Regions from separate parts of the Homo sapiens genome. Here all the other regions are linked to region 1. Evidence: chromatin loops called from intact Hi-C (ENCODE). Cell type or tissue: heart left ventricle. All regions are shown on one strand. Region 1 holds the start of LOC124902666 (a long non-coding RNA gene). Region 2 holds the start of LOC105376654 (a long non-coding RNA gene). Region 3 holds the start of LINC02687 (long intergenic non-protein coding RNA 2687).

Evidence for each region. A loop is a pair of places that touch in the nucleus more often than their neighbours do. Peaks named below come from ENCODE experiments on the same cell type or tissue, not always from the same donor. Only the 100,000 strongest peaks of a DNase experiment are listed, where the experiment ranks them.
Region 2: it touches region 1 in a loop (10-fold over the local background); 22 of 110 quality-filtered maps call a loop at or near these places.
Region 3: a loop joins it to region 1, with 9 times the contacts of the local background. A loop is called at or near these places in 87 of 110 quality-filtered maps.

The regions. Positions count from the first base shown.
Region 1 is chr11:45,650,761-45,658,760 of GRCh38, reverse strand. It overlaps CHST1 (carbohydrate sulfotransferase 1), which reads left to right. Exons shown (of 4, transcript NM_003654.6): 2 at 6,155-6,240; 3 at 6,671-6,768; 4 at 7,796-8,000. The coding sequence starts at 7,838. LOC124902666 (a long non-coding RNA gene) reads right to left here and starts at 7,449. Exons shown (of 2, transcript XR_007062662.1): 1 at 7,207-7,449; 2 at 6,064-6,292. In heart left ventricle, no CTCF peak of the experiment used is centred here; a DNase peak (open chromatin) is centred at 3,310; H3K4me3 peaks cover 394 bases; H3K27ac peaks cover 658 bases.
Region 2 is chr11:45,534,634-45,542,633 of GRCh38, reverse strand. It overlaps LOC105376654 (a long non-coding RNA gene), which reads left to right and starts at 160. Exons shown (of 5, transcript XR_931245.4): 1 at 160-190. In heart left ventricle, a CTCF peak has its summit at 4,185 (motif pointing left); a DNase peak (open chromatin) is centred at 4,023; H3K27me3 peaks cover 931 bases.
Region 3 is chr11:45,366,912-45,374,911 of GRCh38, reverse strand. LINC02687 (long intergenic non-protein coding RNA 2687) reads right to left here and starts at 3,515. Exons shown (of 5, transcript NR_122071.1): 1 at 2,072-3,515. In heart left ventricle, CTCF peaks have their summits at 3,337 and 3,539 (motif pointing left); DNase peaks (open chromatin) are centred at 3,204 and 3,521.

The DNA.
Region 1 (8,000 bases):
GGCTGTAGAGTCCCGCCTACCGCAAGCCAGGCTGTACCAGGACTGGCCTGAGACAGGGAACCGGGACCTTCTGACTCATCCCTCCCCCAGAGGAGCTGGGCACACTGGGGCCTTGTGTTGTGGCCAGGAGGTCAGTCACTCTCCCCACTGCTGGGGAAAACTTTCCCCTCAGGTCGGGCCTGGGACCACCCCCCTCCCACTCCCACCCTCCACGGCAGGATGTGAGGTGCCTTCCTTACCCCAGACAAGGTCTCTGCAGCCACAACAGTCAGGGTCTCCAACCACGCAGGCTGCTGGCGCTTCAGTGGAGCAGGCTACGGCATCTGTTTTAACTTTTAAAAACATTTCCAGGCCAATGGTGCCCCTCTGTGCATTTAGTAGTCCATAAAAATCATGGTCATGGCTCTTAATAAGCATTTGCTCTGTGCCTAGCACTGTGTTAAGCTGTGGGCATCCATCGGCCTTCTGTCTCACTGCCCAAATATTAGAAAGATTCTGTGATTGTTTCTCCCATTTCCTACATAAGGACAAGTGAGGCCTATAGAGGTTAAGAGCCTCACGCAAGGCCTCATAGCTATAAGGCAACAGCAGTTGGATTCAAATCCAGGCCTCTGTGGCCCCACAGCTGGGGTGCCTAACTACCCCTCCGACTGCCTCCCTGAATGCTTGTGGGTACCTTCTCCAGGAGGCTTGAGACATCCATGGGTATCATGTGGACATTGGAGTGCTCTGCCCTGGAGACACCAGAGCTCATAAGAGGCAGCTGGGCAGCCCTGCTGATGGTGAAAAATCGGTAGACCAATTGCTCTCCAGGTGCTTGTCTTGGAAACCATGACTGTGAGAGCTTGTCCCTACTGGAGGTGCTCAGAAAATGTAGTGGTTCTGCCTGTGGGGCCCAGGGATTCTAGGGATTGTTCGCAAGTACCATGTTTGTGGTGGTCCAGGTTCTGGAGAGAGGGTCCATAGACCTCACAGTGTTTCAAGTTGAGGTGGGCATGACCCCAAAGAGAAGGGGTCCCTTGGGCTGACCTAGACCACAGAGGCCGAGTCTGGACCCCAGCAGCTCACCCCTCTGGAAGGTTGCACTGGTTGGATTGTGTGTTGGCATACTGCTCACATGGAAGGATGCTCTAGGACACTGTCCCATGAAACTCGTCTTTGGATTTCTTAGGTACAAAGTCTTGAGGACGAGTTCATGGTGGCACACGCACAGAGCTCTGTAAGAGCTCCCTTGGGAGAAATCTTGCACTGGATTCAGTGTCAGGAATAGCTGGACATCTCTTGAGTGGATGCTTTAATCTTTATCTCATGGGTCCTGTGAAACAAGTAAATGAAATATTTCCCTTTTCCTATTGGCTAGCTCAGTAGCCCACACATGGTGTGACTCTTGTACACTGACTTGGCCTCTGGTTGTTTCAGACTCTTATACCCTTGTTTTCCCCTTGCCTTGCCTTCATTTTCATCACCTCATTTTCCTTAGGAAGAAAAACGCCTTGCTGTTTTATGCATTTTAGCCTTAACTAAAACATTCATGGGGGATTAGTGCTGGCTACGTCAGAGTCAGGGAGTAAGCATTTCCCCTCTGCAGTCTCCATCCTAGAGGCCTGTTCGCCAGCTCCTCCCTCCCTGTCCCATTCCCTTGTCCCTTGCTCCAGTTCTTGGGACCCCAGAGCCTTGGGACCCCATTCATCATGGCTCCTGAGTTTGTCCGGAAAGACGATGTTCAGGTTCTTGCCCTGCCCTCACTGTGCTGCTTCTTCATCCCCCAGGGCTTCACAGTAGTTTTTTAGGGAGAAATGTCTGGGAGAAGAGTCATTTCCCCATCCCAGGGCTCAGCTGCTCCCATAGCCACAGGCCCCCTCTGAAATCCAGCTTTATTTCAGCTCCGTCCCTGTATCTCAGCAGTCCCCAGCTGCCTACTGTCCTTAGTGGCCCACCTGAGCAGACAAAGCCCATTTCTGGCGGAAAAGCAGTGCCTTTGACCCTGGTGCCTTGGAAATGGGGGTGGGGAGAGCTGGCTGGCAGTGCCTGGGGGGGGAGGGTGGGAGGCACAGTGAGATGCCAGGGCTGATTTTCAGTACCGCACCCTGTCATCAATCACCCCTCTACTTCCTACATGGAGTGGCTTCACTGTGTCCCCCAAAATTAATAAACTCAAACTGAATCAAAAAGCTCAGTGTAAACGGTGTCTCCTCCCACCCTAGTCTCCTCGAGGCCCCCTCCCTCTGGGACATCTCCCGTTACTAGCTCAGAGCAAGCTCTTTCAGTGATTGTTTATGCATATATACAAATATACATGTCCACCTCCTTAAACAAATCTGAAAAGGTGGTGTACTATTACACACATGTTTTCTGGCTCTAGCTTTTGAAACTTATATATGCTGGGTGACTGTTTCTATCAGTACGTTCATGTCTGAGGAGGCTTCTCTGATATAGTCGGTTGGAAAGACAATTCCCTGGACATGTTAATAATGAAGGGGTTAAGCTTCTAGGAAAGAGTGGGGTGCCCAAGCTTGGGCTTTCAGAGGTTCGGGAAACTTCTCAATTGTGTGTGTAAAATTGTGGGCACTAATGGCATTTCTAAGGGGAGGGATTGTGGTTCGAAAGGTCTGTGGCCCAGAAAAGGTGAAACAAGGCCTCAGCCCTGGGTTTCATGGGATTTCTGTACAGCAAGAGGTGGGGGCTAACTTGGCAGAAGGCAGCACCGCTAGGTTCTAGGGCCGCCACCCCCTGGCGCTGCCACAGATCAGGCCGAGGTGGGGGACAGAAATGCCCAGCCCTAGAATCCTCCTGGAAGATGACTGGGTTTTTCCCACTCCCAATGGAGGGTCCCCCTGTCTGCTGTGTGGGTGGCCCCAACTGTCCCTGAGAATGAAGTCTGGGGCCTTCCTGGGATTATAGAGAACACCAGGGTTAGAACTGGGAGGCCCTTCAGTCATCACTGGATCTATGGTGTAACTGAGGCACAGAGAGGCCAGGGGGTGAGTCCAAGGTCACCCATCCGGAGGCCATGTGGGCCAGTCCTGCCTGTGACATTCAGGTCTGTGCTCCTTCCCTGCCAGAGCACCATGAGATGAGCGGGAGAGGCCCTGGGAGAAGGCGAGGCTGCCTGTTGCAGCTGGGCTCTCCCGGTGCGGCTAGGGTGGGGGTGCACGGAGCAGAGGCCGCAGCCCGGGTGGGCGTGCCATCCTCACACCTCACTGCATCTTGCAACATCACCTCCCGCTGGCTGCATCCTCACATCAGGTTGTAGCCAACAGCCCCAGAATTCTGAATACAGCAGCGATGACGGGACTACGAGGCTGCACCGCAGGATGTGGTCACTAGAGGGCAGCAGGAAAGCCACTGCGGTGGCTCAGCAGGAAGAAGTTCCCAGGCCGGGAGAGGAGCTGCAGGAAGAAGGGGCGGTGGGCAGAGCCAGACCCCGTGGGCTGCAGGATGATTTGTTCTAGGCCCTTTCCTGAGACAAAAAGCAAACCAGACATTTGGTGATGATGATATTAATTGACATTTAGTGAGTGCTTACGCTGCACCAGGCACTGTACTCACTAATTAGTCCTCACAACAGCCTTGTTATAATTATCCCCATTTTTGCATATGCGAACATAGAGGCCCAGAGAGGTGAAGAAAGCTAGCCAAGATCTCTCAGCCAGTAAGTGGCTGAGCTGGGATCAGCAGGGCTGGTGTCAGAGGCTGGGTTGGGTCTATATGCCTGGCATTGACTAAATGCTTTAAGACCTTCAATTCTTACCAGCACTACTGTAGCTATGACCACTTTATGGATGGGGAAACTGAGGCTCAGGGACAGCTGGTGAATCACCCACGCCCACACACCTGCTGAGTGACAGATCCAGGTAGGCATGGTTCAGGGGGTGAGCTCTGTGAATTACAGTTTTCCAATATAGAGCTGTTCACTGCTCCCAGTCTGTGCCCTCATCTCAAGTTCACTGATAATGAAATCTGAGCTTTCTCCTGGGAGTGAAAGCTCACCAACTTGCCTGCTTTCTAACAGAAATGATAGATCGTGGTCTCCTGTGTCCAAGGTTTGCTTGGATTTTTACTAAGCAGAGGTAGAGGGAGGCCAGGCCAGAGGTTGCTAGAAGCCTAGGGATGGGCTCTGGGGGCCACAGTCTGGCTTGGAGGATGAGGGCATTGAGGAGTCTTTTGTAGTGGCTAAGGCTTCCTTGGGAACAACAGGACCTGGCCCCAGGGCCTCTGGTTTCCAGGGCAGATGCCTTTAGCATACCAAGGACACTTGGCCAGCCCCAGGCCCAGCTCTGCCAGGCTGGGAGAGCGGGGACATTTCCAGGAGGGCTGGACTTCCCCCATCTTCCCGTTCCCATTCCCTGGCTTTGCCCTCCCCGGGGGTACAAGGGAATGGCCTGTGGCTGGGCCTTCAAACACATGCCCCTCCTCGGTGTCCAGGCCACACCTTGTGAGGCCGAGTCTCGCTGTCTTAGGGATTTATAACATCCAGCTGCTTCAGTGACTTCTGATTTATTAGCAAAGCAGCAGCTTCCAGTCCTGGCCTTAAGTTTCTCTGGGTGGATGAAGAGTTGGGGGAAGAAACTTAAACGGCCCCCTCCCCAGCAAGATGGCAAGATGTTTCTCTTTAAATAAAACCCTAGGGTGAGTTCTGCTTTTGGAATTGGAACCCCAGAATTAAGTGAAGACTCCTTAAGGATTCTGTTTCCTGTCTTGATGAGGACCAAGGAGGGTGTAATATGAGTGGAATTAGGGAAAAGGATTTGAACGTGGACTTCCTAGCACGTTGCCTGGGCTGGAATCCTGGCTCCTTATTATGGGTGTGAGCTTGGGGAAGTTATCTAACCTTGAAGGGCCTCAGCTTCCTTATCTGTAAAACGGGGTTGTGACAGTATCAACTTCATAGAGCTGGCATGAGGGTGCGATGAGCTGATGGCTGTGAAAGAAGCATGTGCCTGGGAGGAACATTGTGAATGCCCAGCAAGTGCTTGCCTTCCTTGGTGTTATTTGACCCATAGCATCTAGAACAGTGCCTGGCACATACAGGAGTTCTGATAGATGTCTGTGAATAAATACAAAGGAAGCGTATCCAAATGAAATGATGCTGCAGCCAAAGAACAGACTCCTAAATGACTTAAAAATATGACCTGGCACTATTATTGATGACATTCCCTGTCTGTTTCTTGAAAGCCATTCACATTCACCATGGGGCACTGGGGCAGAGCAGGCCTGCACTTGCAGGGGTCAGGTTTAAAGTAGAGGGGCCTTTCTCCCTGGATACCTGGCCCAGCCCCATGATGGAGGCCAGCATCCTCTGCCACTATGGGATGAGGTCGGGGTGGGATGCAGTGTGGTTGGGATTGTGGTTTTTCTCTGATCACGTTGAGAAGTTCCTAAGACTCTAAACTGCCCCTTTCCCTCTTGACTGCTACTTGGTGATCTGGTACTGATTCCTAAAGAAGTGAAATTTCATATTTAAAACACGACTTGATTTCTCCATCTGAACAGTGGGAGTGAGGACCCTGACCTCCGAGAGTGCTTATAGGGAATAACACAGTGCTAGAAGTTGGGTGAGCTGAGCCAGGCAGAACTGCAGGTTTGGGAAAAGAGGATCCACTCACCCGCTCCCAAAGGAGTCACGTCAAATAGTGGGGTGTGGGAAGAATCTTCACAAAGCACGTGAGTTCACCCTATCAGCTGTGAACCAACAGATCCACAGGACCAGACAGCAAAGGGGAGGAACATGCTCTAAGTCTCAGAAGCATCTGCCTGCCCAGTCCCCGTCATGCTGATTCACAAATGGGCTGGGGCCAGTAATGGCATGCATGTTTGCAGGCCAAATATGTTTAAGCTGGAGGAACAGGAAGCCAAATCTCCTTAGAGGGAAAGAGCTGGACTCTGGGGAACCTACCAGATGGGGGTTAAAGCAGGCCTGTGAGCTCAGGCCGGTTCCTCTACCTCTGTGCCTTGGCTTTCTCGCCTGTGAAGTGGGCAGATATTGGCTTCCACATCTGGTTCTTGCTAGAAGGACACGAGCTGATGCAGGGAAGGGGCTTGGCGCAAAACTGTCAACTGAGATAATGTGGCGATCTTGGTGTTTTAATTCAGACTCTATGAGGTGCATCGAGGTCAGGAATGCTCCCTGGTCCACTTTCGCTTTGAGTTTCAGGTAGCTGGTGTCACTTCGGTGTGGTTGGAAGAAGACTTTCTCCCCAGCTGCATTCCCGGAGGCGCCCTTTCGACCTGGAGGCCGGGGTAAGCCCCCCTGCCCTTGCTGACTTCTGCTAACCCACTTCCTGGGGAATCGCTGCACAAGTTGAATTTTAAAGGGTTAGGATTATTTCATGGATTTAAATTGCAGAACCCTGCCAGTCTCCCTGCCTGCTGGGTTCTGGTGTGAGCAGAGGGACTGCGGTTTATTAGAAGAATGTGGTGGGGTGGGCGAGGAAGGTGACAGGAGTGGGATACAGTCCAGGACTCAGAGGGCCACACTCAGGGGATCAGAGATGGCACTGGGTTGGTTGGGGCGCTGAGTCAGGGATGGATCTGGAGAGCAGGCAGAGCCCTTATTGCCTGGCCCTCGGGGCAGACTGTGAGGCACAGGACACAGAAGGGAAGGAGTGGGGAGGGGGCACTGAGACCCCAGCTCCACCTTCTGAGCCCTTCCCCTCCCTGTCTTTTGCAGTCTGCTGGCCACAGGGCTGCCGCACTGGCTGGGACTGCCAGCTGGGCCTGGAGACGCTGGTGGCTGTGGACTCCCCAGCTTGGAGCAGTCCCTCTTTGGTAAGTGGTTGAACCCTCCTGTGTTCTCCCCAGGAGCAGCCCCAGCCCCCACTCAGGTCTGGTAGCTGAGCCAGCCTCCAGAGAGGGTGCCTACAGGATGCTCAGGTGGGCTCCTGGCCCCGGACTCTCAGCGGCCCCATTCGCTCTTTCTGCTTCTCCATGGTCCCTCCCCAGTCCCCCTTCTGTGGGCAGAGGGGACACAGGAGGTAAGAGGGGAGGCCCCTGACTCCCTAAGATCTTCTTTGCAGGCCAGTTCACTCTGTGTCAGTGGGGATTATGTCACCTCCATGGCCTGGACCCTTGTCCCTAGAGACCAGGAACAGACCCTGGGTGCTGGGAAGGGTTGCCTCTCAGCAGACCCTGGACATCTGTCTCTGCTCCAGAGACTCTTAGAGACTCCACAAGCCCCAGAAGTCTACATCTGGAGTAAGTGGTCACCTGCATCCATGAGTTGGAAGGGGCTTGACACAGTTGTCCACCTTGCCTGGCCGTGCTGGCAGCTCACCGACCATGGTCTGCAGGGGTCCTTCATGCTCAGGGGATTGGGGTCAGATGGAGGCATCTGATAGGGACTCTTCTTTCCCCTAGGGATGGGCAGAGGACAGAGGAAAGAGGACCACCTGGAGAACTGGGCGCCAGCTCGTGGGGGTGGGAGACGCTGGCAGTGAGGAGGGGCAGTGTTTGAGGCAGGCCCTCGTCATTTCCTCAGTGTGGGAGTAGGGGGAGTCAGGCTCTTGCCCCGTGAGGCCCCTCTAAGGAACTCAGAGCTCAGGATAAGAGGCTTCCGCAGCTGTCCGCAGGTTAAATCCTGGGGTGCAAGGAATGTTTGTTCAGCTCCCCAAAGCTCCCAGGAGTCCCCCAGAGAACGGTAGTCTAGTGTAGAAGCTGCTTAGGTCTTCAGGGTGTGTGGTGAGCACTGGACAGGAGCCGGGCCTTTCCCTGGGCCCCTTGGAGACCGGCTCTTCCAAGGGACAAGCCAGTGCCCCCGCCGTGGAGGCACCTGACCGCTGGCCGCCTTTGCCCACAGACCTCACCCCTTGGAGAAGCAGCCCCATGAAGGTGCCCAGCCATGCAATGTTCCTGGAAGGCCGTCCTCCTCCTTGCCCTGGCCTCCATTGCCATCCAGTACACGGCCATCCGCACCTTCACCGCCAAGTCCTTTCACACCTGCCCCGGGCTGGCAGAGGCCGGGCTGGCCGAGCGACTGTGCGAGGAGAGCCCCACCTTCGCCT
Region 2 (8,000 bases), 120 kb after region 1:
GCTTTTCTCCTCCGTTAATGATCATCACTTCCCAAGAAGAGATCAGTGGAAATTTCCTGCAGCCACTGTGTTTATGAGTGGTGCATGCATGTGATTGGGCACACATTGGCCCACTTTTTCTCTCTTTCTTTTCTCTTTCCTCTCTTTTTTCTTTTACTCATACCCATCCCATCTCTTCATCCAAGCAGAGGTAGGTGAAGACCGCGGGAGAAATTGGGGTCTGGAGAGGGAGCTGGGTGTGGGGAATTTTAGTGTGACCTTCTTCAGTCACGCGATGAAAGAAAGAAAGAGCTGCTTCTCTCCTCCTTGCCCCTCACCCCACCCTTTATCTGTAATAAGCTCCCTTTCCCCGGATTGCCACGGAGGAGGAGAAGGTGGAAAATTATTCCTGTTCTGCTCCTAGAAAACTTTAAAATGCTATCGCCATGGAAACTGCTCTCGAGCAGTCTTGGAGCATGCTTGTGGGAGAGGGTGAGGCAAGGTGGGGGAGGATGAGGATGATGGTGGATGAGATGCTCACAGGGGTCTCCTGACCACCTCAGCACTGTTGGTTCTTCCTGTTTATATGATGCATGATAGAACCAGGCTATTTCCTTCTGGGGTGAGCGGACACAGAAACTATTCCTGGACCGGAGGGATCTGAGGAGACTGGGATCTGTTTGTCCCCCACAACAAGCCCACTCTGACTGAGTTCTGATTGTGTGCATGTGTGCAGGTGCTGTGTATATGTGTGGCAGGGGAGGAAGGGCATAGAGGTGAAACCACCTTTGCCATCAGAAGAATTTTCAAGCTAGAGGGTGGAGAAAGAACTGCCACCTCTTTAGAACTTACTACATGCCACCTACTTTATATATAGTTCCTTTTAAAATCCTTACCTCACCTGTCAAAGAGACAATTAAACACCCATTTTACAGAGAAGGAAACCAAGGTTCAGGGAAGCCAAGTGACTTGCCCAGGAACACATTGCCAGTCAGTGGCAGAGCTGGAACTTGAGAACTAGACACTCTGACTCTAAATGATGCCCAGTTACCATTTCTTTAGTGTCTTACCGTGTTTCAGGTGTTGTGCTAGACACTATATTTATCATTCTTGCACCTTTGTGAACAGAGAGCTTTTATCCCCAAGTCACAAAGGAGGAAACTGAGACACTGTGGTTAAAGAATTTTCCCAGGGTCTCATGGATAAGAGGTCACAGAGCTGGGACATATATACATATGTATTTTTTGAAGATGGGGTCTTGCTCTGTTGCCCAGGCTGGAGTGCAGTGGTGCAATCATGGCTCACTGAAGCCTCCACCTCCCAGGCTTCAGCAATCCTCCTGCCTCAGCCTCCCGTGTAGCTGGGACCTTTTTTTTTTTTCATAGAGATGGGGTCTCCCTATGTTGCCCAGGCTGGTCTCGAACTCCTGGACTCAAAAGATTCTTCTGCCTTGGCCTCCCAAAGTGCTGGGATTACAAGCATGAGCCACCACACCTGGCCCAGGATTGAAAGGTAAACAGCAGAACTGGGATTTGAATCTAGGTGCATCTGATGCTGAAGCCAGTGCCTTTTTCTGCCACGCCATGCAGCCAGAGAGTATGCAAGAGAGTGAAGTGGGGTGGGGAATGCGGAATGTGGGCTGAGGCCAGCTGGTCTCACCTCAGGGTCCAGAGCAAACACTGAGTCACAATATGGGAACCTCTTACAGGTTGTCTCTAAGGCCCACACAGCCCTGGAGAGTTTGGCCCAGAAGTGGGGGGTGAGCAGAAGTCTCCATGATGTGCCTAGTTAATAACCCATCCTTGGGGTGTGGGGGATAACAGGAGATCCTACCTGGACCATGAGGCAGGAGAGTGGCTGAGTGGAAGGCAATGGTGAACAGGAAGAGAACCGTAGAGGATAAAACTCGAAACCTAAGTGGAATGTACTTCCTCTCCCACAGGGAAATGGGAAGGAAATACCATATTAATCAGAATAATGGGCAAGGCTATACTGCAGTAATAAACATTCCCAAAGATCAGTGGCTTAATACTCTGAGGTTTATTTCCCATTCATATTATATGCTGTCAGTTAGTCTTTGCCAAGTAGCAAACCATTTGAAACTTAGTGGCTCAAAACAAAAAACATTTAATATTTTTTTCTGATTCTGTGGGTTGACTGGGTGGTTATTTTGGTCTGTGCCAGTTTAGATGGGGCTAGATGGTTTAGGGTGGCCTCACTCACATGTCTGGGATTTCAGGTAGGACATTTGGGGCCTTGCCTCACTCCATGTGGTCTTCCTCCAGGAGGCTAGCTGAGGCTTTTTCACATAGTGGCAGAAGAGTTCCTTCCCAGCCATGAAACAGGGTGAGCTCCAATATGCAAGCACTTCACAAGCCTCTGCTTGTATCATATTTAAAAATATGCCATTGGCCCAAGCAAATCACATGGCTGAGCAGGTTCAAGGTTGGTAGGAATGGACTTCATCTCTGGATGGGAGGAATAGCAAAGCCATCTGGCAGAGGGGAAGGCACACAGGGAGGGGAGGAATAATTGCGGCCATCTTTACAACCTACCTCGTGCCTTGCCATCCAGGGCCACTGGATAGATCTGCCCCACGTCTTCCTCGTTCCAGGACCCAGGCTGGTCATGATTCCACCTTATTGCTGCTATGATTGCTGAAGCAGGAAGAAGAGAATGTGGAGAATTACACATGACCTCTTAAAGCCTCCATTAAGGAGAGGCACATCACTTCTGGTCTCATTGATTTGGCCAAAGCAAATCACGGCCATGTCCAGTTTCAAGAAGGTGGGGAAGTAGGATTCTACCATGTGCTTGGAAAGAGAACTGCAAACATTTGGAGAATGGCACTAATGACTACCACCAGCATCATTTATGGAGTGCTGACTAGATGCTCGGCAATTTAAAAATGTTATCTCAGATGTTCTCATGGCATCTTTATGGGGTAGGGATTATTATCTCTGTTTTGCAGCTAATGAAGCAGAGTGGTTGAGGATCTCACCCAGGGTTATGCACCCAATAAGAGGCAGAGCCAGGACTGGGACCCAGTTAGTCTGACCCCAGAGGTGATATCCTTTCTAGAGCATCATGTTTGTCCCCTACCTCCTCAGAGAGAGGACAGAGGGCACACTTCACAAGTGACTCAGCCTTCCTGCAAGGAGGTGATGCGGTGACTTTTACGTAATTTGTTCACTCAGTCATTCATCCATTTGGTTCACAGTTATTTAAATGCCACCATGGACAAGAGGAGCAGTGAATAAGACAGAGTTGGTCCCTGTCCTTATGGCTTAAGATTGGGAACACTCACCTCCGATCCCAAAGGTCAAGGATTTCCTAAGTTTTCAGCTTTAGAAAGTGGAGAGTTTCCAAAGTTGAGGAGGCTTACAGGTTCCCTACTCTAACAAGGGTTCCCCATAGATCAGAGGAGCTGGGGAATATTGCTCCAGCATCTGGGCTTCTCAGAAACCCTGGGGAGCTGGCAGCCTCACTGGTGTATTTTGAAGGAGCTGCACAAATGCTCAGTGACGAGCAGTTAATGAGTAATGCATCCCACATGCTGGACAGAATCTCTCCTGGCATTCTTGAATCCAGAGAAATTGCTGGGCTCACGCATGAAGCAGAGGGTTTCAGGAACCCACACAGGTGAGCTTCCTGGGCATCTTAAAGCTTGGGAAGGAGGTCACAGTCTTGCTAAGCCACCAATGGCCCTGACAGTCCCCACCTATGCCACCCTAGATGTACAGTGGGACCCTTTGGGATCATGTGGCCCAGCCTTTTCCCTCTTCCCTCACCATCCGTCAGAGTCCAAAGCTCGTTTATTGCATATCTGTTACATAGACCTCCAGCTCCCCTGGAACCCTTCCAGGGATGAGGAGCTCACTACCTCCAGAATCCGTCTGTTCTAAAGTGCTTTCTGATTACTTGGTTCCTTTGCCCAAGAGCCCACACAACCCACCAGCCACGTGGAGCCAGCACATGCCAAGACGCCGTGCGTCCTGGGTGCAATGACACCCTTGTGGCGGTTGGGCTGCGGGCTGGGGAGGGGGTGTTATGTGAGCACGCGTAGCTCCAGGCAGACGGGCCTGGCTCTGCCGGGCTGTCAGAGATGCTGAAACCTCAACTCTCTCTGGCTCCCAGCAAGTACAACTATTTATAAAAGATGAGGTTTGCCAGGGAACAGGGAGAGGCTGAGACATCTGCTCCCTCTGCTGGGGTGGCCGGTGCTCACCATAGGCCTCCCAGCCTCAACTCCCTGATTGAAGGAGCCTCCAAAGTCCCCAGCCCCAAAGCCCCAGTGAGCCCCACCGGCAATACCTCTCTGCCCTGCCCCCACCCCAAATGGACATCTCAGGGATGGGATCGGCAGGATGTTCTTCTCAGAATGGCAGCTCCCTAGTCCTACTCTGATCTCAATCCAGCTCTGGGGAGGAGAGGGCAGCTCCTCTCAGAGGGGGAGGAAGCTGTGCTACCCTCTGAGTCTGTTTGCCTCTTAGAGAGCTGGCCCCTGGCCACCTAGACTTACCTCCCCTTCAAGACTGGGAGTGTCTTGAGGGCAGAGACCATGATTGGCTTTCAGGGTTCAGGTGGAACAGCTTCTTGCAGCAGCCAGTGCAGCACAGTGGGTACAGAGCTGGTTTGGGAGCGTTTGGGAGCAGGCACAGAGACCTAAGTTCAAATCCTGATGCTGCGATCTTCTCTGAGCCTCAATTTTCTCATTTCTTGAATGGGGATGAAAGGATCTCTGCCTCTCAGCGTTGTAAAAATATTCCATATTAGTTGTTATTATATCTTCACTGTTTAATGAATGACTGAGTTCTGGACTGTGTTGTGAAATGGTTGGAATGCTAATTATGAGTCAGAAGATCTGAGTTCTGCCACTGCCAGTACAAAGTGCTGTGATCTTAGGAGCTAGGTTCCTCCTCTCTTAGCTAGGTTCCATCCTCTCATCTGCAAGATGGGTGTAACAATGACAATGACATCTGCCCTGCCTGACCCCCACTCCTGGATGTCATGAGGCCAGGATGGGGGAATGTAGGGGAAAGACAAACTGCCTTGAGTGTTTGTTCTAATGACAGCCATGCCATGGGTGACCAGACGGTGGGAGAGTGGAGGGAGTCAAAATAAACAGACCTCAAAAAAATGAGTATCCCCGTGCATGGGGCGCTTCACTCAGTGTTCCCCTAAAGATGGGTGACTGTCATTGGAGCAAACTGTGCCACCCATATTTATGCTTTTTCTTGTCTGCAAAATGGGAATAACAATGTATCCTTCAGGAGACGCTATGAGGACAAGAAGTTTCCTGAGCACCTTGGAGACTGAGAGGAAGGCTGAGGCCCCTGCAGGGGATGGCTGGGGAGATGCTTCCCCGGGAATAAATGAAAGGTGGGAGTACCATGATAGTAACTGGTTATGGACACCAACTTCATGCCCTGCCGGGGCATTCACTATGTCTTTCTAATACAAAGAGCCACTGATGAGGATACTGCCTTTATTTTGTAGATGGAGAAACTGAGACACAGGGAGTTATGTAAAGTCACAGGTTTGACAAGTGGTAGAGCCAGGAATGGAACTTCATCTCCCTGGCACTGGGGCCTGGCTTCTGAGATCACATCATGCTTCACCCGCAGAAAATTCCCAGGGCCCCTCTAATAAAGGTCATCAGGGAGGGTCCAAGAGATATTGAGCCATTTTCTAGAGAGTCAGAGGTCTGGGACAGGTGAGCAGCTTACCAGGCTGAGGCTGCCAAAGCCCTTTCAGGCAAACCCAAAGAGGTCAGTTTCAGAGGCAGTGAGGCCTCATGGTTGGCAGGGCTCATGTGGTGTAATGGGTTGAATTGTGTTTTCCAAAAGATATGTCCAAGTCCTGACCCCCAGGACCTGTGAATGAGACCCTATTTGGAAGCGGTGTTTTTGAGATGTAAGTGAGTTCAGGATCTTGAGATGGGAGCATCCTGACAGATGCCCTTATAAGAGAAAGAAGAGTGAGATTTGAGACAGACCCAGAGGAAAAGGCCACGTGAAGACAGGGGCAGAGACTGGAGTGATGAAGGGCAGAGACTGGGGTGCCACAAGCAAAGGAACACCAAGCACCACTAGAAGCTGCAGGAAGCCAGGAAGGACTCTCCCCTCGAGCCTCCAGAGACAGTGCAGCCCTACCGACACTGATTTTGGACTTTTGGCCTCCAGAGCTGTGGGAGATTACATTTCTGTTGTTTTAAGCCCATTTTTGGTAATTTGTTATGGAAGCCCTGTGGAGAGAGGAGATGCCTGGCCAGGCCCCTAAATGTTATAATGGGCCTGTTATTGATCACATTGATCCTTCGTACAACTCTGGATGACCTCTGCTTTAGATCTCCCACTAGGGAAGGTGAATTACCAGTATCTTCTATTCTGTTTCCTGGTGCACCAACTCTCTCTTTGACTTTGGACACACAAATTTTCTTTTTCCTTTAGGGGCCCACTTTTCCCATCAGTAAATGGGAGGGTTGCTCCCTTATGCAGAAGCTGGAGTGGAAAGGGGTGTAGGGGAGCGGGAGGGGGTCCCTCCAAGCATCTCGATCCTTCTGCAGTTCCTGGGATTGGGCTGAGGTGGAATATTCTTGGCAGGAAAAACTGGCTCCTGAGATTTCAGGAAAATAAGAGCTTTTCTGGGAGAAAAGAAGGGTGTGATGTGCTTTAATGCCTAAAAACACTTTGCTAAGCAGCAGATTGTTTCAGGGAGAATGGAAAGTGAGGAGACACTCCTGGAGGGGGTGGGCAGGACCCTGATAGGTGTCATGGAGTGCTGGATGGGGCAGGGGCTCTAGCCAGAATCTGGTGTTCAGAGATCCTGGCTGATGGGGAATTCCTCGTCCCTAACCCTGGAGAGTGAGATTGGGCTTCGCCTCTTGGGCTGGCTTTACACCAAATCCTACTTGGAGACAGGATGAGAGACCATGCACTACTCCCAGTCCCCAAATGAATCATGAATTAGGGGTGTGTCCATCTGAGTTGAAGCTTGAAGGATGTGGTAGAAATTTTTTTAATAAAAGTTTTTCCAGGAGAAGTGAAGATTCCATCCTGGGTAGAGTTGAGAATGTGTGTGGCAGCCCAGCGGGAAGTAAGGTTAGAGAGGCAGGAGACGTGGCTGGAATGAGCACTCACATTTCCTGAAGGCAACTGAGATGCCAGGCACTGCGCTGGGTTTCATAGGTTTCTTTTCATTGTATCCTCAGCACAGTTTTATAAGTTAGGGATTACAATGTCCACTTTACAGAGGAGAAAATGAAGGTTCAAAAAAGTTAAGTAAATTTCCCAGGGGCATAGAGTATGTTGGGGCAACTGCCTGACATTTGTGGAACCAAGTTTTGGAGGATCTTAAGAGCCCAAAGAAGTGTTTAAACTTGAGGCTACAGGTAATAGGGAGCCATGGTAGGTGTTTGAGCAGGAGCATGGCACAATGGAAAGGATGCCATTGAGACCTGGCAGCTGAGGGGAAGACTAATAGTAAAATAGTAATACAAAATAATAACCATGATAATAAGAATGAAAGACTCAGGAGTACCTTGGCTGCCTTAGCATTCTTCTAACACAGGGCACCTGGAGGTCAGGCTGGAACAAAGGTATGCCCCGGTTGGAGAGAGGCCTGAGAGGCAAGGGTGGGTGGAATCAGAAGAGAGAGAGGGTATTAGGGAGCAGGGAGAGAGGGGACTGATGGGATCTACTGGCTCAGGGTGGAGAGAAGACAGCAAGATAGAGCTTTAAGGGGGATTTTGGGTTTTTTCTTCTGATACCCAGCCAGGGACAGAAAGGCAGCTGTGTCAGGCCTAGGGTTAGGTGTGGCTTGACCACTACCCAGCTGTGTGATCTTGGGTAAATCACTTCACTTCTCTGAGCCTCTCTCGCCTCATCTTCACATCCAGAGAATATATTCTTCCCACCATGACCCCTGCCAAAAAAAAAAGTTGGTTGTGTTCCATTTTCCCTCTTACTGGCCCAGAGCTACCACTTGGAGGGCAACTGCCAACCAGGGAAAACACTTTC
Region 3 (8,000 bases), 280 kb after region 1:
TATGCAGAGACTGGGGAGAAGAAAATTTCTTTGCTAAGAAGAGTATTTGGATGTGTTGACAAGGTCTCTATAGTAACCAGGAAATTGAACAAGTGTCGCCAGAAACCCACAATCAAGAAGGTGTATTTTTCCCCCAGATTGGTCAAGGAAGCTCGTCTAGGGCTGGGGGTTTAGCCATGAATGTGAGCAGTTAGAAACCAAGAAACCATGCTCCTTCACTGGTTGGCATTAGGAGCTAAGCTGAGCCGATCGCTGAGGCTCACTTGGTGCTCAGGAGCACAGAATCAGATTTGCCTTTGTAGGCAATTCAGTCTTGCTTTTGATCAAAGAAAAGGCAATAAAAACCAAAACCAACAACAAAACAGAGAAGTAAAATAACTCAAGATAGAGCAATCGAGTTGGGTCAACTTTTGGTGTCTGAGAAATAACAGAACCCTGCTTCTAGAACCCACTCTTGAGGTCCAGAAGGGGTGGATGAGGAAGGCTGGTTACAGACAGCAAGGGAGGGGTGGACATTTTTGGAGCTTCTATGTGCTAAGCACTGGATTCTGCCGAAATTGAGGTCAAAGAGCACAGTGGTTAAGAGTAGAGTGCCAGAGCCAGGCTACCTGGGCTCAAAATCTACACTGTCCTCTCCAGTTTTGTCCCTGGGGTTTGTTTAACCATCCTGAACCTCCATTCCCTTAGCAGCAAACTATGTTGTTATGAAGATTAAATAAGCAAATACATATAAAGAGTTTAGAACCCAACCTGACACATAGTAAATGCTCATTAAGTATTAGTATTATATTAACTTGTTGAATCTTCACATTAACCTATGGGTTTGTAATTCTACTCTCCTCAGTTCGTAAGGAAACAGGCTCAACTCAAGAAATCCCCTGCCCAGGGCACACAGTTGGCAAGAGGCAGGAATGGGACTCAACTCCAAGTTTGGCAGGCCTCCTCACCCCTCGATGCCTCTGATAGGAGCTGGCTTTCCCTATGAATCTGGATGATGATGGGCTCTTCCTGGCTCTTGGGGTTTCGTTTCTATAAGGGAGGCACCACTCACCATCACACACGACACCCATGTGATGGGGCTCACAGAGCAGAGTGAGCCTCCCTCACAGTCACAGGCCAGAGGGATCAAGACAGCATCCCATGGTCCTTCCTCCCTGCGGCCTCCATGGCTCCTTGTCACCCAGGATGACAGACAGAGCACCAGGTTGGGAATCAGCAGGTGTGGGTTCCAGCTCTGCCACAAACCTGCTGCATGACCTTGTGCAAACCAATTTCCCCATCTTAAAAACGAAGAGGTTGGATTTTGCCATCCTGAGCTCTCTGAGAGTCTGAATTTACAATTCCGGGGATCAGAGTGTCACATCTCACATGCTAAGATGAAAAGGTGAGCGTTTCAGCCAGTTGACTGCAGTGAGAAGAGATCACCCATCCTCTCAGTGCCCCGTGGAAGCACTTCCATTTAGGACACATCATACATTCAACAGGCTTTGAGAAAAACTGGGGGGTGGAAGTGGGGAGAGAACCACTATTGACTTTGCACACCTCAGGCCCTGGGATTGACATTTCCACACACAAGAACCAGTGACAGCAGCCCGATGGCATGGGGAGTGTTTGTGATGCCATCTTACAGAGGAGGCAACTGAGATGCAGGGAAGTCAGGTCTTAGCACCGATATGACCTTTTGATGCAGGTATTTCTGAATCCAAATTGATGGTCATTATAAGATTATAAGAAAACAATAAATTGCAAGCAAAAAAATGAATTCCTTTTTTTTCTTTTCTTTGTTTTTGTTTTAAAGCATTTTGCTTTTTAAGGGCCAATCTTCTCTTCATGTGCGAAATGGGAACCAAGATCTGGGTCATAGCTTACAGTCCCAAAACCCAGTTGTCCTGGAAGAAAACAAGGACTCATCAGGGCCTGGAAAGCTTGTGTCTGAATCTCCAGCAATCCATGGCTGGCTGATTTCTTCTAAAGTCAGCCAAGTTGGAGCCTGGCGGCTGAAAGACCATTTCACTGGCGGCACAGAACCCATTCCCCATGCGTTTCACCACCCACAGTTTTCTTGTCCTACCTGCGTTCCTCCTTGGCAGGCAGTTTACCAGACATCCAAGCACCAAACGGGGCCATGTGGATCTGGCCTGGTCGTCTGTACAGCTGGAGGAGCCACGCCTCTTCCTGACCTTTCTCAGGAAGCAAAGCACCTACTGTCTTCCCGGCAGAGCCAGGGCAAGCATGGGCTTGGGAATGGAGCACACCTGCCTCCCCAGTCTGGCTCTCTGCCCTTTAATAATCGTGTCCCTGGGCCGGACGCGGTGGCTCACGCCTATAATCCCAGCACTTTGAGAGGCCAAAGCAGGCGGATCACCTGAGGTCAGGAGCTCGGAGACCAGCCTGGCCAATATGGTGAAACCCCGTCTCTATTAAAATACAAAAATTAGCTGGGCGTGGTGGCGCGCGCCTATAATCCCAGCTACTCAGAAGGCTGAGGCAGGAGAATCACTTGAATCAGGGAGGTGGAGGTTGCAGTGAGCTGAGATCACGCCATTGCACTATAGCCTGGGTGACAGTGAAACGCCATCTCAAAAAAAAAAAAAAATTGTGTGATCCTACACTCTCCCTCTCTGGCCTTTAGCTTGGTATTATAAAAATGGGGATACTATTTCCTTGGAGAGTTATATGTAGATTTAATGAGCACAGAGCTTTTAGATCCAGGTTTCATGGAAGCACCAAAGTGTCTGTTAGGAGTGGGGAGGATGCTACATGGTGAGAGACAGGGCCTTAGGTGCCCCATCCCCTTCCATCAGAGGCGCTTCCCTGGTGTTTGTTTACACGGCCAGGTTAGGCTTGCGATTTTGGATGGAGGAAAGGGTTATGCAGCTGAAAGAAAGCAGAAAGACCGCTGCTCTAGTTGTTGAGGAAGTGCTGGGCACCCAGCGGGCACTTAATAAATGTTAGCACTTTCCCTCTCCTCGCCCCCATCATTCTCCCCCCTGGATTCTTTATTAGATGGCTCGGCGAAAACCTGGACCCAGATGAATGGAGAGAAGGCAGCAGGCAGAAGATGGAGTGCTTTTAAAATATCAAGCGAATCACTGCAGGGGTGGAGTGCCTGGCGGGGGCTAGGGGTCACGGAGGCTGTGACCCAAATACGACGGGGCACAGGCTCACCACAGCTCCACACTGAGGGCCCCTGCCTGCAACCAGCACAGAAAAGGCTCCCCAGAAACAGGGGAACCGGCCCCTGCCCCACCAACGCCGTTCGCAACAGGCTCACCCCCTCCTCCTCCTCCTCTCTTGAATGGAAGGACCCAGAGGAAAAGAGAGAGCTCTGAAATGTGCGAAGGGGCACAAGAGGTGGGGAGGCCCAGTGGGCTGACCTGGCTGCTTCTTGCAAATAAGCGGGGCCTGCTGCACTGCGAGGGCACCGAGAAGAAAGAGCTGCCATCAACCCTGCCGGGTTTTTCTCAGATCCTCTGAAAACGAATCTCCTGGGAGCAGCTCGGCAACCGGAGCCATAGCGCCACCTACAGGCTTCCTTCTGCCATGCACTTTGCCTTCAAATACCCCTTTTCAGCAGCAGGTATTACACGCTAGGTATGCCAGGGGCGGGAGCTCACATCAAATCCACTGAACTGCGAGGTGTCGTGTTGCTGATACGCTCAGACAAATGAGCTTGGCGTAGAGAGAACGGTCGTTGCTAACGTGTATCTTGCAGGAAGGGTGTCAGGGCTGCGCTCCAGGCAGGAAGCTGGCAGAGTTGACAGCCAATCTCCCATCTTGATGATGGGGAAACTGAGGCCGAAACTGTCCACAGTTACACAGTGAGTTGAAGGCAGAGCTAGGACAGGAAGTATTCTGTGCCTCTCCACTTGGATGGCTGTTCCCCTGTTAATTCCGCAATAACTGTACTGTGACAGCCACAGGAGCCTGCAGCACACACACTAAAGAGTGGCTCCTTTTCACTCAGAAATGTCAGGAGATGGGGCCAAGTTTAGAGGTTGCAGCTACAGATAAGCCTCCGAATACGGGCTCCATGGGGCCTGGGGATAGGCCCCTGCTCTGAATGTGGATGTGAGAGGATTTAGTTCGCAAAACTGACTTTCCCTCCTACACACCCTCACGCTCACACTCTCCATCTAGCAAACTGTTTGTCCTTTATGGCCCACTCACAGGTTGCTGTCTTCCAAAGCCTTCTCTGATCCCTTCTCCCTGCCAGTGGAGTCTGTCATCTGTGCCACCACAGTACTTATTCGAGACATTGATCATTGAACAGGTCCCTCTGTATTATGATGATTTCTGTGTCTGTTTGTCTAAATGGAGAGTTCTGGTGTCTCCAAAGCTCAGCCCAGAGCCAGACACAAAGCAGGTGGTCACTCCAAAAAGGATGGGTAGATGGAAGGATGGGTGGGTGTGTGGGTGGGTGGGTGAGTGGATGAAAGGGTGGGTGGATGGATGGGTGGGTGGGTGGGTGGATGAAAGAGTGGGTGGATGGATGGGTGGGTGAGTGGGTCGAGAGATGGATGAGTGGGTGGACAGCAAATGAAGCACACCTAGAGGATGGGGAACTACTCTATTCTATATTCTAGAACAGGGATAGCATCTGTTTCTAAGGAGACCTACATCTAAAAGCATCTGCTCCCAAGTCTAAGTCAAAAAGCATAACAGGGTATGCATGCTAAGGGCGGTTGGGCTGGCCCCCTCCTCCTCCTGACTGCCCCTTCCCCCTGGTTTCCCAGATAACCCATTAGAAACCTGCCAGGGGTCTCCAAGGTGTAGTTCCCTGAATGCCTGCAGCAGAATCACCTGAAGAGTTTGTTAAAATGCAGGCTTCTGGGCCCTTCCCTCAGAGATTCTGATTCTGCGAGCCTGAGGAAGGGCCTGGGAATATGTATGTTTAAATCAGCACCAACCAAGTGAGGCTGATGTGAAGGTAAGTTTGATACCACTCATCAACACAGTACAAGGACATGCCAGAAACTGCCTTTGCTGACAGTCCACCCACAAAGGCTTAAAGAAACGACCCTGCCTCACAGACACCAAACGGTAGAAAGTGCCTATGGAGTCTTCAAACATCTAGAAGTCCAGGGAGAGGGAGGGCTTCCAACTCCCTCCACACATCTCACCCCACCCCTGGCCCGACCCGAGCCTGAGGGGGCAGGCCCAGTCCCTAAAGAAAAATGGCCTTCCCCTCCCCAAAAGCGACAGTAAGCCCGGCCTGCCTTGTGCTCCCCAATCCCCAGCGAAGCCCACAGTGGGAGGTGGGGAGTGCTTTATTCCCTGTTTACCACGGCAGAGAAGCCAGCAGCTGTTTTCAGTGTCTGTTTCTACCTAAACACAGCTCACGCTCCCAAACATGGGCTCTGCCAGCAAACGTTAGCAGACCTGGAACACGAGTCCCCCATTGGGTTCAGGCTGGAAAGGGCTCAAGAATGAAGACAGGACCAGAAGATGGTTCTGGACGGGGGCACAGCCAAACATCTTGGCAACTATAAGTGGGCAAGCAGCCCTCCCAGGCCAGCTGGTGAGCTCCTGGAAGGAGCAGAAAGGGCCCATTGGAAGGCAAAAGAAAACAAACAATGACATCCAAACATCTGTTTGTTCCTGTGGCCCAATAACCTGAGCTCCAGCCACACTAGGTCTTCTGCTGAATACCTACTATGTGCCAGGCCCTATATTTGGTGCCTTGCTATTTAGGTTAATCCCCACAATAGCCTTAGGAGACAGGTAACATCATGATGCCCATTTCACATACAAGGACACTGAGGTTCAGGAAAGCAAAGTGACTTGCCCAGACCTTGAGTGGGTCAGCCCAGATGCAGAGGCAGAGCTGGAGTCCATGCTCCTCTACTTTTCCGGGCTCCCTTGCTGCAGCTGCGCTGTTCACCACGCACATGCCAGGCAGTCTGGCCCTGTCCACGCTGCTCCTCCACCTGGAATACCTGACCTCTGGTGCCATGAACGTAGTCCTTCTGGTTCTTCAGAGCCACAGGCCACTTTTTCCCTGAAGCCCTTCTGGATCCCATCTCCCATCCAAATAGAGAAGTTAAGTGCTCTGTTCCCACACACACTGCTTGGCCTGGCATTCAGCCCCATTTTCATCTGTCTTAACAGTTGCTGAGATTCACAACAGTCCCCCTAAATCTCAATCTCCCACCCCCACCTCTGCTGCTGCCACCACCCAGCCTCTGCCCATCACATCCCTGTCCCCAGCACCTAACTCGGAGCCTCCGCAGCCTTCAGGCTGACCCTCTGGGGCACCACACAGGTCCAGAGCCCATATGTAGACTGAGGAATAAATAAATTGCCCCTCCCAGCCACGGGCAGCCAGTCATTACTGAGGGTGGTATGGCCTATTGACCTAATGGAAGAACACTGAATTTTAAGCTTAAAAGCCTAGCTTTGAGACTTGGTTCTGAAACTAATTCACTGTGTGATATTGAGCCTCTCTGGACCTCAGGTTCCATCTGTAGAATGGGTGGGTGAATGGAAGACATGATCTCTATGTTCCATAGCTCTGTTAAACACTTAAATGTTCAGTGAATGAGGACATTTGAGTCTTTATCAAGGGTCTAATCCATTGAGACCACAGAGTGGCTGCAGATGCCTGCCTGAGGGCAACTGAGACAGGCTCAGCTGGACCCAAAGTTCTGACTGTGAGTAGGAAGACAAGTTTGAGTGGGTCAGCTAAAGAGCTTTGAATACCAAGAAAGGAACATGGAACTGACTTAGTATGGCAGGGGAGTGATTGTTGCTCCCTCAGGAGGGAAGGACAGGAGAGTGAGGCGAGGGATCACTCATCTGGCACTGATGTGAGGGGTGACAGAAAGAGGACCTGGGCCTGAGACACTACTTGGGTGCCTGCTCAATGTAGGAAGCCTGGTTGTCATGAGCCGAGGGTCTGTACCAGCATGAGTGGCAGTGGGATTGAAGAAGGGAGGTGTTTTGGAAACATCTCAAAAGAAGAATCTCTAGGATTCCTAGAGATTTCAGCATGCAGCGTGGAGGAGAAAAGGAAACACAGATGGCTCAGAAGCTTGATCCTGGGGTTGGTGAGTTTCAGAGTACAGTGGGTTGAGGGGCTGAGTACCTGTGGCTCCAGTATTGAGGGGCAGGGGCTAAGGAAAAAGAGACAAGGGAAAGACCTGGGTGCCAGTCTCCATTCCTGCTCCTAACCATAGCAGATCATCATTCCATTCTGAGCCCATTTTGTCACCAGTGAAATGGGGGGAAAGAATCCTGCCTACCTGATAGGGATGCTGTGGGGCCTTCATGCACTAATGGATATGCAGTGTCTGTATAGGGTAAGCCTCATAAACATTGACTATTATAATGGCTATGTGTCCGCGATCCATTTTTATTTCACAATTTAATAATAATAGCTACCATTTATTGATCACCTGCCCTGTGCCAGGCACTGTACTAAGTAATTTGTTTACACTCATGATCTGATTTCTTCCTCATAAGAATTCCATAAGAACCCCTTGCATTGTGTGGACGGTTAACTCTGAAGATCAGAGAACTCACGCAACTTTCCTGAGACAGCACAGCGGCTGAGAAGCAGTCACTGCCAACCAGCGTTCCATAAGCCCCTAACAGGTCCCGGGCACTGGTCGGAACACAAAGAGGTGTAGAATCTGGGTTGGTCCTTCAAGGCAGCTCATTGCAGCTACTGGCCTCCAGTGAAACAGGTCTCTTTGAGCTATTTGTTCTGGAATTTTATTCTCTGCTGTGAATGTTGATAGACAGGGAACAAATATCCCCTGGTTGGACTCTCTGAGCACGGGGCACTGGAAAAAGATGTCAAGCCCTGAGACCATTGTTCACGATGAGCGGCCGCACCTGCCCATCCAACAGCCTTTTATCCAACTTGGCTGGGTGCTATTATTCAGCTCTGAGCCATCACCAGGAGCTGCAAAGCAGTTAATTACAGAAGTATAATCCCCTTCTTCACAAGAAGCTGATCTTCTAGGGTTGCGAGAAGATAAGATTTATGCCTCTTT